Linked DNA regions of Homo sapiens: region 1 is linked to region 2. The links are chromatin contacts, found by Hi-C or POLR2A ChIA-PET in ENCODE. All regions are on one chromosome and are shown on one strand. Each heading gives the region's core, a stretch centred on a gene start or an enhancer-like site at or near the end of the contact. The rest is flanking DNA. Distances are from core to core; before and after follow the strand shown.

Region 1 (6,997 bases), core at 4,090-6,589, 76 kb after region 2:
TTAATCGTCACCTTCCACTTTAAGACTCAGCTGTTGCACAAATAGCCAGATCTTAACCTTCTGAGTTTGCATACCCAAGCCATCAAAAACTGGTAGAAAAAGCCATCTTTCTCCTAAGTGGAAGGATTCTGGATTTGTGAAATACCAGTCAATGACCATTAGCTTCTCCTCCAAGTCAGCCAGTCACATGGTCTTTGGGTCACAAGGCTGAGGGCAAGGGGATCAGAATTCATAGGAAAGTAATGAATAATGTTATTGAGGTTAAAGGTGAGATACGCAATCTAATATCTGATGATGGCAAATTTCCTAGCTTATTTCCACGTAAAGAAGAAACAACCAGGATTGAAACTAAATGTACCGCATACTGTTTTTTAACCTAGCCAATGCCGTAACTTCTATTGTGTTTTGAAGATTTGTAAAAATGTATGGTATAGGACTCCAGATACAACAGTATTTTAGGTACAAAACACATTTGATAGAGATTTTCCCCTATCAAAATAGGTGAAAATGTGGAATAGAGATTCATTCTTGCCTAAATACTCCTATTTCTACTAAGCAAAAAAAACTAGGTGAAACAAATTAACTCCTGAAATAGATTTTACAATTTAAATGAGTATGTATCAATAGGTCTTAGCCTTCGAAAGGAAGGCATCTTTTTTTAATGTATGTTTTTAAAAAGAACCGTTCACATGGAGTTTGTTCTGGGACCAGAAAAATAATTGGAAGATCTTAATGAAAATATAGAATAAAGAAAACTATTTTAATAGAACAATAATCATCAAAATAGATTAAAATTTATGAATGCATATCTCCACCTAAGGAAAAGCAGCCATAGTTGTAAATAGAAAATTTTCTGAGCTTGAAGGTTAGAACTTTAAATGCCCTTCTTTTACATGGTATAACTTTTTACAAAATACTTTCGGTTTAACATCACAAGTTTTTTAATTACAGTGTTATCTTTATTCTACTTTGCCCCACACAAAAGGGACTGGAAATAATCTTGCATCTAGGAAAAATAACTAAAGAAAAAAAAAGAAATAATATTGCATCTAGTAAATTCCTTCCAATATTAATATTTATGAGTAGGCTAATAGTTAATCACTTTGAAACTTTATAGGAAATAATTATAAAACATAAAAAGGAAGCTTGAAATATTTTTCCTCTGTTTATTATTTTTGAAATATTTTTCCTCTATCATTTTTGCAAACCATATATCGCCAGGTTTACATACGGGTCCAAGGCACCTTCTCTCATCATTCCAGAGAAAAATGAAGTATCTCCCAACAGAAAGTATATAGCTTCACTATAATTCATCTGTGTGCGAGACAGGGAAGGGGCATATTATAATGGGAAGGAACAGATTTTGACGCACCTGATCCATATTTGAATTCCAGCTCAGCCAGTAGCCTGCTGCATACTCCTGACTTCTCTAAACCTCGGCTTTCACATCTGTGAAACAGGGCCCACACTATCTTAGAAAGATATAGTAAAGATTACAAACAAGGCCGGGCGCGGTGGCTCACGCCTGTAATCCCAGCACTTTGGGAGGCCGAGGCGGGCGGATCACAAGGTCAGGAGAACAAGATCATCCTGGCTAACATGGTGAAACCCCGTCTCTACTAAAAATACAAAAAATTAGCCAGATGTGGTGGTGGGCACCTGTAGTCCCAGCTACTCAGGAGGCTGAGGCAGCAGAATGGCGTGAACCCCAAGAGGCGGAGCTTGCAGTGAGCTGAGATCGTGCCACTGCACTCCAGCCTGGGTGACAGATCAAGACTCCGTCTCAAAAAAAAAAAAAAAAAAGATTACAAATAAACATGTTCCACCCATGGTGTGTAAATAATAGGTCATATTTCATATTATTTGGACTATTCATTAATTGATTATTCAACGATTTTTGCGTGTTAAAATCTTGTTCTCCTAGCTGCACTGCAGAGCAAGGTCTCGCATCCATAGTTAGCTGGATGATGACATACTGAGATTTCTGCAAATTGATATGGATGTACAAGAGGCTGGATGTGCAAGGCAAGTGTACTGGCAAGTGTACCAGCAAGAATGAGGCAGTGTGATTCCTTCATCAAAAAACAGGTGGGGCCAGGAGTGGTGGCTCACGCCTATAATCTTAGCACTTTGGGAGGCCGAGATGGGTGGATTACCCGAGGTCAGGAGTTGGAGACCAGTCTGGCCATCATGGTGAAACCCTGTCTCTACTAAAAATCAAAAATCAGCTGGGTGTGGTGGTGCACGCCGGTAATCCCAGCTACTCAGGTGGCTGAGGCATGAGAATCACTTGAATCTGGGAGGCAGAGGTTGCAGTGAGCCGAGATAGCGCTACTGCACTTTGGCCTCGCGACAGAGCAAACTCCATCTCAAGAAAAAAAAAAATACAGGTGGGTCTAAGAAATTTCCATTCTATTCCCCGCCTGTCCCTCTCTGTCTTTGTTACAGGATACCTCATCAAATGAAAACACAATGATGACCACATACACGGGTAACCAGAGCTATACTACCTTTCCTGGGAATAGCAGAGCACAGATGTAAAGACTGAAAGATGACGTGTTATATTTTGGTTTGTGATTCTGCTAATACCCCCAGGACAATCATTTCTGAAACTATTTGTACCCTTACTTGTATTTCAGACTTTAGCGCACAGTTAAGGAACGATTTTTAATACATTTTCCTCCAGACTACTAGCATTTCTTTATCTATATTAAAATTAAAGATTAGTGTTAAAATTAAAAACTAGTATCATGAAAATCCACAAATAGTCATAAGATATCATTTTAGTCACAACTCCTTGCTAATTTACTATGACATCTCTATGTTTCAAAATTAAGAAGTCCAAGTGGCCAGATTTATTTTTAGCTTCATTTTAATTCTAAAAGCCCTAGCTTTTAGTAACAAGTGATAACGCTGTGAATCAGGCAGTCAACTAAAGGAAAAGAAGCAGCAAAGAACTGGGGTAGCAATTTGCCGGTCAAAAAGTTCAAAATTCCGAAGTGGGAAGGACATGGGGACAGCTGTGGAGTGGGGAGCTCCTTCCGCTGTGGGGTCCGGTTCGCTTCTGCCCGGGTGTGCACGGTTTCTCCTTATGTCTCACTTCTAACCACAGGACAGCCCTGGTGCAGACTCTAGCCTGCTCCTATCTTCAGATTGACGTTCAGCAGCTGAAGGATTATCTGTGCTGACACGTCTGATTAGAAATTACCAGTTTACTTTCAAATGTGTGGAGACCACAGAGGGGCCAACATTTACTTTCTATTCAGGTTTATCTACCTTGCAAGGAGCCCTAGAGGAGGCATCTCTTCCTTCTGCTTTATTACAATTCAATTTTACTTGTAAACGAAACCTACCCCAGGGGATTTCTTAAATGTGAAGGTTTCGCTTACCTCTTCCTGGGACCAGTGGCTCTTTGGCAATTCCATTTGGGACTTGTTCCTATGTCTCCAAAAGTAGAGGAAATAAGCCCATTTTTCACTGCTCTAATTTAAAATCATTTTAACAGAGTTCATACAGACTAGGTTTGGGTCAAAATGATTTACTAGTACAGCACAGTTAAAGTCAGTAAAAATACTGGGGCCATGAATGAGAATAGATTGCTTAGGTTGGTAGAGTTTACTGCTTTAAATTTTGTGCTAAGAAAACTGGTGGAGGCTGACATCAAAGATGGTAAATTAAGCATTAGTTCCAATTTGTGGTGTGACAGGTACTAGTATTAAATAGCTGTTCTCCCTATTTCACTAGGAAGCAAAGAAGCAAAGCTTTCATACTATTAACTGGAAAACAAAGAATAAAGTATGCTTACTTCACAAGCAAAAATAAAAAATGGGAATTCAAATCTCTGGCTTTTTTCTGCATTACAAAAGAGTGGCTTCATGATTTCTGACCCGTGCAGCTCCAGAGGGTCACACTTGTTCTGCTGTCATCATCTTGAAATTCTTAATAATTTTTTTTGAGACAGGGTCTCACTCCATTGCCCAGGCTGGAGTGCAGTGGGGTGATCATGGCTCACTGCAGCCTCGACTTCCTAGGTTCAAGTGATCCTCACAACTCGGCCTCCTGAGTAGCTAGGACTACAGGCATGCACCATCATGCCCAGCCAATTTAAACAAATTTTTTTTCTAGAGACAATGTCTCATTACGTTGCTTGGGCTCTTAATAATTTTTGAACAAGGAGCCCTGCATTTTCATTTTGTATTCAGTCTCCCAAATTATATCACCAGTCCTGCATTAGATATATGAACATTATTATTCTATTACCCTTACCTTCTTACCAACAGAATGTGTTTATTCATTCATTCACCCAATGTCCTAATCTGTTGAGACCTACTGTGTGCTAAAGATGCAAAACGCTCCAATAAGACAGATAAACTCACGATCTTCATGGAGTTAAAAATGAAAAGAAAAAACAAAACAGTGAAAAATGATAACACTTAGAAAAATACTTAAGTGCTAATGTGACCTTTAAAACTTTAACAAAAATTTCACTGGGCAGTTAAGAAGGTTACAGTATTCCTAAATTGAACAAATATACCTGATTTTGCTGCTCCTCCTGGTCTTCCAGAGCACCCCCGCCTTCTCTCCAACAGGCTACACCCTAAGTGAGAAAGCAGTGTTCCTCCAAGGAAAATTGAAGTAGCAAGTACTTGAGGGCCAAGTGTACGCATTTCAGGAAACTGCTTTTCAAATTTGGAAAGGTTAGCATTTTAGAAAGGAGCATATGTGCTTCCAAGTACAAGTTAAAAGAATGAAACTCAATGTGCACACACATTCAAGAGCTCCACTTGTCTCTAAGTATCAAGCTCTAAGCACCCCAGTGAGCTATTATCCCATTAGATGTATTTGGATCATCTATGAGAGGCAGTCTGGTGTGATGGTCTTAATGAAAAACACAACATCTGCATTAATTGGTGGCTTATGAGTATCTTTCCAACAACTCAATTTTTTTTTTTAAGACAGAGTCTCACTCTGTCGCCCACGCTAGAATGTAGTGGCGCTATCTTGGCTCGCTGCAACCTCCGCCTCCCAGGTTCAAGTGATTCTCCTGCTTCAGCCTCCCAAGGGTGGGACTAGCTACAGGTGCATGCCACCATATCCAGCTAATTTCTGTACTTTTTTTTTTTAGTAGAGACGGAGTTTCACCATGTTGGCCAGGCTGGTCTCAAACTCCTGACCTCTAGCAATCTGCCCACCTCAGCCACCCAAAGTGCTGGGATTACAAGCATAAGCCTGTAATCCCATGAGCCCAGCCCCAACAACTCAATATTAATGCTGACATTTGATAATATTTTAAAATAGAAATGTCTGGTAGCACACAAACAAGCATGTCCTGGCAGCTTGCCAGAAAAGACACGTTATCCATCAACCAAGACTGAATTGAAGAGAAGTGTTCTCAGTGCATTCACCACCTTTAAAATACACACGGGCAGCATGTCTCAACCCATATCACTGGAAATTTCTCTTTTCCTTTCCAGGAAAAGAGCAACCAAGTTAGTTGTTATCTAAAGTAAATGGTTGAATCAATCATCATGGAGTGATAGGACAAAAGCACCCTACTAAAGACCCCTGACAGAAATGATTAAATCAGCATAAAGCAACAGCCGCGGACTACCTCACAGTAACATGTTCAACTGTTGGGCATTTCTGTGCTGTCTGTATGAGTGCAACTAAAGTAGGAACAGATATAAGAAAATCGTCTTTTGAAATTAACTTGACCAGAGATATATACATTTAAACAGAATTTTATTTTAAGCATTCAGTCATTGGCATCCAAGACAGAAAACTGCATAGAATCTGCATTGTGCCATGAGGTGTGAGAGTGATGGACACAAGAAGTGACTTAGCCAAAGGAAGGAAGGAAATTACCAGCACAACACAGAGGACACGGGGCAAGCAAGTCATGAACCCCAAATCAGTATCTTGCTCAGGTAAACACCTGAATTCAAAAGTTTCCAGAATACGTTTCAACAAGTCATCATTCAAATGCATATAAAAATTGTGACAGGTACAGGTTATGCTAAGAGGCCACAGTCGGGGGCCAGGGGAGCTGACAGTCATCTGTGGTAGATGGTGCTCTCCCAAATCCCCACCAAAAACATTGCTCATAAAGTTTCCCAGGAGCTCAGGAAAGAGAAGATTCCCTCCAGCTGGGCAATCAGAGGAGACTTCATGGATAAGTCAACATTCAAACCAGGCCTTAAAAGGCAAATAGGTTTGGGGTCTGTGAAGAGAGGAGAGAAAGGTGAAGGGAACAGCGTTCAGCAAAGGCACAACAATGTTATTCTAATCTTATGTAACCTCTCGTGTAACTAGTGCACAAGAAACATCAGAAGATTCAGTGTGGCTAAAGTAGAATAAACAAGACCGGGGTGAATGGATGGTAATATGTCCAGTAGTGCCTGGGGTAACACTGTAGGAGGTCTTTATCTTACAGGGAGCAGCCAAGGTATTTTGAGCATGAAAGGGCCATGCTCACACCCAAGAGGATTACTCTGGCAGCAACATGAGGCTGCATAGGAGTGAGGCAGGCATGCAGGAAGGGAGCCCAGGCCAAGGGCAGATACTCTCCACCCACCACAAGTCTTCTGAGCCATTTTGAAACAAATGTGATAGTGCATCAGGACACTAAACGAGAACAATATTTAATGCCAGAAGGCTTTTTAAATGGTCACCCAGCAGGTCATGACCCAGCAGGACATGACTCTTGTAACAGCATGCTTCCATGACATAGAGGTATATACTACATTAAGTAACTCTCTTATAGTAAATTCAAGACAATGAAATTTCTTGTCATTCTATCAGATTCAGCTTCTAGTTTCAGATTAATTCAGTTTTACAGCACATTCTTCTGTCCCATTTCTGACATCAATTTCAAAAATTTTTTTATCTTTTTCTAATAATATACTTGTTACAGTTTTTAAAGAATTATATACAACCATCAAAGATATTATTTTCTTTTTATTTTGCTCAATTCCCCCGAGGATCAGAAATGAAAGCT
Region 2 (7,003 bases), core at 3,262-5,761:
AAAGAGCTGATTTTATTCTCAATACATGAGCTCAAATTTAATAACTTTGCCATAATTAAGGGAGAGAAATGCAGAGAGAACGCTCCTATTTATAGGGACTACCGAATTCCCAGTAGGAATTTCATGTCATCTCTGGTGCTACCCTCATGCTAAGAGGCACTTGGAAGAAGATGCCACTCCTTAGAACAAAGTGTGCATTTTTAAAAACACTCGGCTAACATTTACTAGCATAATTTATTCCTCTCTAGCAGTAAGATTTTTCTCTTTTCATTTTGTATAGATATGGGCAAAATTAATTTGGAACTAATGAACTGGTAATATGTGTACAGGAGTCAATAACTGATAAGCCTTTCTGCTTTGATTACATATTTAATCTTCTGGGTTTATGATAGCAATTCCAAAGATGGGGGGGAGGAACACACAGCTGTTTAACTTAGGGTTTATTTTCTCCTCTCTCTTTATACTGTTGAGAGTGCCAGAGATGACAGTAATAGCATTATCTGATTTAATTTCAGTAGCAATCTTTTTAATTTAATAACTCTGATGTCAGCTTCTCTGTCATGTTGCCAAGTTTAATTCCCACTTCTACACGATTAATACTCTAATGAAGACACTGATTTTAGTGCTAGTATACACTTGTAAAGCTTTGCTCTTCTTAGCTACAACTGAAGCCTCTGCAGCGAACTATGATAAATTAACCCCACCTAGAGTCCCTATCAGTCACGAGATTAAAAACCATCGAACATTTCCATTTTGCTCTAAAACTTTATTACCATATGGCACATTTAACATTTTAGTATCTCTTTAATTTCCAAGTATTTTACTCTGCTTCTGGTGATTACTCCCAAACCACTCCACAAAAAGTAAGTGGTCCAGTTTCTAATTAAACCTCCAGAGAACAAGTGACTTTCCCCTAAGACCGGACTTACCCCATGCCCAACTCAGAATCAACTGAAAACCTTTTTTGTTTCCTAGTCACCTTCTCCATTAAAGTAAAGAGCATTTACCAAGCACCTACTCTGTAGAGGGTTGTGCTAAACCTGGCTGACACAAGCTAATCACATCCTATTTGTTAAAGTACTTCAAATGATTTGCACGTTTTCTATCTACACATAGAACAGTAGGGGGTATCAGGATCCTTTTTAATTCTAAAAGGCATATTGGCCCCTTTTTCTCGTTCAGATTTATTTAATACAAAGTTTAAAATCAGGGAGAGAAGATCAGTAGAGACTGAAAGTCTGAATAATTCAAGTATGCAGCTGTGGTTGGGAAGTCCAAAACACAGCCCAGCTCTCAAAGCGTAAAGCTACATTAGGAAGAGATAAACAAGCCCCCAAATATCTAATTTAACAAAGGTAACAAAAAGGCACTGCCAGCTCTCTGTGCTAACAATTCAAGGATAAAGGGTGCAAGGAGTGAAGTCCATAGTTCTACCTCTCTGTCCACAGAGATGAACTATGCACCTTGGATCTCCCACCAGCAACTACAAAAACCTCCCATGGTGATATTGTGAGGCTTTGCCTTTTCCCCAAACTTCTTTTTCTTTTCTTTTGTGAGACAAAGCCTTGCTCTGCCATCCAGGCTGGAGTGCAGTGACGCGATCTCAGCTCACTGCAACCTCCACCTCCCAGGTTCGACTGATTCTCCTCCCTCAGCCCCCCAGGTAGCTGGGATTACAGGAGCGCACCACCACGTCCGGCTAAATTTTTTTGTATTTTTGTGGAGACGTGGTTTTGCCATGTTGACCAGGCTGGTCTTGAACTCCTGACCTCAGGTGATCCACCTGCCTAGGCCTCCCAAAGTGCTAAGATTACAGGCGTGTACCACGCACCCGGCCTGCCTTTTCCCCAAACTTCTTAACCTCATGATGACTATTAAGAGCACCAACCAATCTCTTTTCTATACTCAAGGCATGGCAATGAGCTGTTTTTCTTTTATTAACCCTGTTAGAAGTCATAGTGATTATTTGTTTACAGTGATGGTCAAAGTTTGTCCTCTTGGGTTTTACAGAAATGACTCCAAGCCAGGCCTTCATTACTTTGTACCTGGATCATGGCAGCAGCCTCCTTGCTGGTCTTCCTTCCTCAGTCCTCTCCTCCCTTCACCATCCCTTGAGAGAACAGACCTGCAGCCCAGGCATCCTCAGCGCCTCTTTTCAGATAACCACATTCCTATTTAAAACAGAACCAGCCCATGCCCACTCTCAGTCCACGAGGTCCAGGTGTAGATGGCCCTATACGCCACCCTTTCAGGAGAGACGTGAACCTGGTCTAGCCTGTCTGAAACCAGAGGCTCAATTCTAGGACACTACCTGGGTTTCTGAGAATTGGATGTAGGCCTGGAGCTTCTAGCCATCAGCTTAGTGCTGGAGAAAGGCACCTCCCTGAGAAAGGAGCTGGCACAGAGATGGTAAGAAGAGACCCATAAATCGTGACTTTGCCAGAGCCCCTGGATCCAGCAGGCTGAAAGCCAGGCTATCTTTGGTCTTCAGTAACTTGAGCCAATAAATTCTTTTTTGATCCAACTACTTTGAATTGGGTTTTTGTCACGTGCAGCTGAAACGGTCATGCCTGACACAATCACACACATTGTTGACATGACACTCTTACTTGAGAATCCTTCTGTTGTGCTATTTTGTCCAGGATTCTAGAAAGTTTCCTGCAAAATCCAAATGAGTTTATTCTTTTTTTTTTTAATCAAACTCCTCTCTCTTACCAGTTGGGTCCTTTTTACCCCCAGATAAGCCAGTTTCTCTCTGTCTTGACCCCCAAGGTCCTGCCTCAGTATGTTTCTTCAAACCCTTCATCATCTCACTTTCCAGGTATAAGCCCTTTGCATTTTGCTTTTTTTATTTTATTGGGGTTGTTTGTTTATTTTTTTTGTTTGTTTTATTTTGAGACAGGGTCTTGCTCTGTTGCCCAGGCTGGAGTGCAGTGGTGGTGCAATCACAGCTCACTGCAGCCTCGACCTCCTGGGCTCAAGATCCTTCCACTTCAGCCTCCCAAGTAGCTGGGACTATAGGTGCATGCCATCATGCCTGGCTAATTTTTTATTTTGTGTCTGGGACTATAGGTGCATGCCACCATGCCTGGATAAATTTTTATTTTGTGTAGAGATGAGGTCTCTCTATGTGGCCCAGACTGCTCTCAAATTCCTGGGCTCAAGCGATCCTCCCACCTCCCAGACTCCCAAAGTTCTGGCATTATAGGCATAAGCCACCGTGCCCGGCCCCCATCTCAATTCTTCTTTCTACTTCCATCGGCACTAGCTCATTTCCTGTATTCCTTATTATGCACCTGCTGATAGATTAACAAGGATGTCATTCCCTCAATTAAATCATAAATTTCTTAAGAAAAGGCCCATGAATTGTATATTAAATGTTCTCAAACCTTTTAAAATGTATACTACGCCTCTTGATAAGTATAAAAATTTGACACCTCTTTTAATTTCAAAATAAATTAAGTATTCTGACCAAAAGCAAACCCAGTATTTCACATAGTATTAAACATAAATTAAACTTGGACAAGAAATTTGGATTGTGTCTCTCAGACCAGTGATTTTCAGATTTGAGTGAGCATGAGAATCACCTGGAAAACTTAGGAAAACACAGATTGCTGGGCTCTACCTCCACAATTTGTTTTTCAGTAAGTCTGGGGTGGGGCGTGACAATGTGAATTTCTAACACATTCCCAAGTGATGTTGATGCTCTCCTTTGGGGACCACTGCCCTGGAGTCTCATCCTTTCCTCTATCTTAGTTGTTGAGAAAAGTGTGGGCACCTTTGAGGTCTAGATTCAGAAGCCCACATCATAGGTGCCCGATCTGTTCTGTTATTCCCGGTGTTGTTATATTTGCTGTTAGCAACAGGAAGTCGGTGTCTAAAGCTGGACTAGTAAGCAGGCCTTTTGATTCCCAGTCCAGGGTTCTTTGAACTCTGCCACAATACCTCCTATGTGGATACACCATTCAGTATAGTGCCAGCCTCTCACGCTATCCTTTCTCGTATCTTATTCTATTACTTTGCGCTACAGTGTTTGAAATTATCTTTCTCTAAACAGCCCAGAATTTTTTTTTACATCATAGAATGTATTTTTTCCTTCTGCCTCCCGAATTCAATTAAAATTCAATGTTTAGAGAGTCTGTGCTTTAAAAGAAATTAGACAATGGGCTTAAACTTGCTCCATTACCTTCCCCCCTAACAATTATTTACAATTTTCCTACAAAACATATTGAGGCTTCCCCCCAGGCTCTATCTATGGGATTCTCAACTTTATTGACACTGTTGAGGATGGTTATTTGTGGCATTTCACAAAAAAAGAGGGGTTGGGGGTGGGTGAGGTATGGAGAAACAAGATTCATGAGTTGAAATGTTTTCTCTCCATTTACCCCATGGAGAGGGCAGGCTGGAACCCCTGCTCTTAGTGTGGTCATGGAGTTTCTAAAGAGACATCAACCATGTGTTCAAAAGCTTGACAAGAGGCTGGCCCAGAGCGAACCAGGGCAGAGAAGCATGAGGCTAAGAAAAAGAGGAGCCAAGAGTCAAGCAATTAACATTTTTTCCATGCTTCACTATAATTAGCCAGATCAAAGGGGACCTGGGCTCACAGATTTCACCAGGCCACATGACTCTCGCAGGACAGTGAGCCAAGGGCCCAGGAGGTCTGCAGTACAACTAATTGTTCATGGGCAGAACTCTGTTTTCTTGTAAATCACTCTCTTGTGGATTCCTTATCACTTGTTCTGATTCTGAAGTGCCACACTGGGGAAAATCCCCAGGCCCTACATGGCTCCCATTTACAGTGTTTGCTGTGTGTGTCACAGATGGTGCACAAACACCTCAAAATGGCCTTGCCAGGAAGGCTCTGAGGCTAGAGGTTAAGTAGCTTGGCCAATGCCTGACTGCTAGGAAGTGGCAGAAACTGAACTCAGATTTTTCAAAAAATCAGTGATTCGCAAATGCTCCTCCTGATCATACAAGAGTCAACTCAGCAGCATATTAAAAATACACATTTTGGCCAGGCACAATGGCTCACACCTGTAATCGCAGCACTTTGAGAGGCCAATGCGGCAGGATCGCTTGAGCCCAGGAGTTCGAGACCAGCCTGGGAAACATGGTGAGACTCCGTCTCTACAAAAAATTAAAAAAAAAAAAAAATAGGCATGGTGGCGCGCCTGTGGTTCCAGCTACTCAGGAGGCTGAGGTGGGTGGGTCACTTGAGCTCAGGAGCTTGAGGCTCCAGTGAGCCATGATCAAGCCACTGCACTCCAGTCAGAGCAAGACCTTGTCTCTAAAACACACACACACATACGTTTTGAGCTAGTAAGTCCAGGGTGAGGGTGAAGCTGGAACACAGGATCTTTAAAAAGCCCCAAGTGATTCTATTTTCCCTCAGGTTTGGTAAACCAGTATCAAAAGTTAAAAGACCATTTGTGGAACTCCCAACATACTAAACACAGAAACTCCATTTAATGGGACTTTTACAGATTCCTTAACATGACAGTCTCTTCTAGTCTTTTCCAGAGTAATAAATACATTTTCTTTTTTAAATTTGTATTTATTATTGTTGTATCTTATTTATTTATTTTAGAGACAAGGTCTTGCTCTGTCACCCAGGTTTGAGGGCAGTGGTGCGATCATAGCTTATGGCAGACTCAAACTACTGGGTTCAAGCAGTCCTCCCACCTTGGCCTTCCAAAGTGCTGGGATTACAGCCACAAGCCACCACACCTAGCCAATAAATGCATTTTCAATTACAATCCATACATATGTGAGTCCTATGCCCAGAACTCTGGGTGGTTCCAAGCTGCACTCAGAACAGCCAGAATGCTTACAGTGACTTATAAATGCTACCTGACCCGGCACCCTCAACCACTGGACACATCGCTCCCTCCCTCATTCCTCACAAAGGCACTAGCCTCCCAGCCATTCTACAGACATTCTAGGAATTCCCACCTTTGTGCCTTTGCACTGACTGTTCCCTCTGCCTCTAACACGTTTCTTCCAGATATCCACATGGTCAACTCTCTTGCCTCCTGTCTCTGATCAAACAGCAGCTCAATAAGGCCTACCTGACCATTTTATTAATATCTAAAATTGCAACCATCCCCCCCACATACTACCATAACTCCCAATCCCCTCCTGCCACTTTGTTTCTTTTTGCCATAGCACAATCAGCTTCTAACATACCACACAATTTACTTATTGTGCTAATTATTATTTATCTTTCCCACTACAGAGAAAGCTCCATGAGGCCAAGGATTTTTGTCAGTCTAATGATGTATCCCAAGCACCTAGAACAGTGCTTGGTATGCAGTAGGTGCTCAATATTTGTTGAATTAATGAATATAATTGAAAGAAATTTTACACAATACGTAACCTTACTATGTCTGTACACTGATATTCTCTATCCAATTCTATTCAAATTTACTTTATTAAGTCTTGGCTGCAACTCACTAGTAGGTCACCCACAGTTTGACAAGCAGACTTATTTTGCCAATAACTTGCTGAATGCCTATTTAGGGCCCAGATCAATTTCCCAGAATGTGCCTTTTGACAAGTCAAATACAAAAAGCTTCCTCCAAAAGTTCTTGAAGAGTCTAACAATTAAACATGCTGGCAGACCATGTATAAATAAGAAAGATGATAACATGGTAAAATTAGAAGTTTTGGTATATCATTCCATTGCCAAAAATGTTAGCTTTGATAGTGCCATCACTTTTAATGGCAAAAATTGCTTTTGCACCAACCTAAATAATAAATATATGACTGTGGTGAGGCAAGGCATCAGTGAGTCACCGGAAGGATCACTAACATGTTTTAAATTATATTAATATATCTGTAGCACAGAATAATGTTTTAAAGCATATAGTTTAATCACAATGTTTTATAAATTTTCCTTTCAAAACTTAAATGGGAAGGACTGGTATTATTTCAGATTAATAAATCCAGATGAATAAGATTAGTAGATCCAACATTATCATTAATGACCAAATATTTGTAGTTA

What was found. A loop is a pair of places that touch in the nucleus more often than their neighbours do. ChIA-PET counts read pairs that join two places held with the same protein, here RNA polymerase II (POLR2A). Pooled maps may share reads with other maps.
Region 1: a loop to region 2 is called in a map of Right ventricle myocardium inferior, with 2.5 times the contacts of the local background. The contact joins two enhancer-like sites. A Hi-C loop is called at or near these places in 10 of 168 maps with a recorded cell type or tissue (IMR-90, OCI-LY7, Right ventricle myocardium inferior and 5 more) and 4 of 50 pooled maps. POLR2A ChIA-PET finds 5 or more read pairs at or near these places in 3 of 52 experiments (AG04450, OCI-LY7 and WTC11).

What each region holds. Positions count from the first base shown.
Region 1 is chr13:39,572,698-39,579,694 of GRCh38, forward strand. All of the region lies in intron 2 of LHFPL6 (LHFPL tetraspan subfamily member 6), which reads right to left. Among named protein-coding and RNA genes, the nearest start is that of LHFPL6, 27 kb to the right of the region's middle. Within about 2 kb of position 5,340, at least 3 of the 41 ENCODE cell types and tissues checked have a DNase peak (open chromatin) inside an H3K27ac peak, as active enhancers do; they include heart right ventricle and left ventricle myocardium inferior, where a contact is called at or near this core.
Region 2 is chr13:39,497,325-39,504,327 of GRCh38, forward strand. The region is part of intron 2 of LHFPL6 (LHFPL tetraspan subfamily member 6); the gene reads right to left. Among named protein-coding and RNA genes, the nearest start is that of LHFPL6, 100 kb to the right of the region's middle. RefSeq lists enhancers at 919-1,563, 1,564-2,208. Within about 2 kb of position 4,512, at least 2 of the 41 ENCODE cell types and tissues checked have a DNase peak (open chromatin) inside an H3K27ac peak, as active enhancers do; they include heart right ventricle and left ventricle myocardium inferior, where a contact is called at or near this core.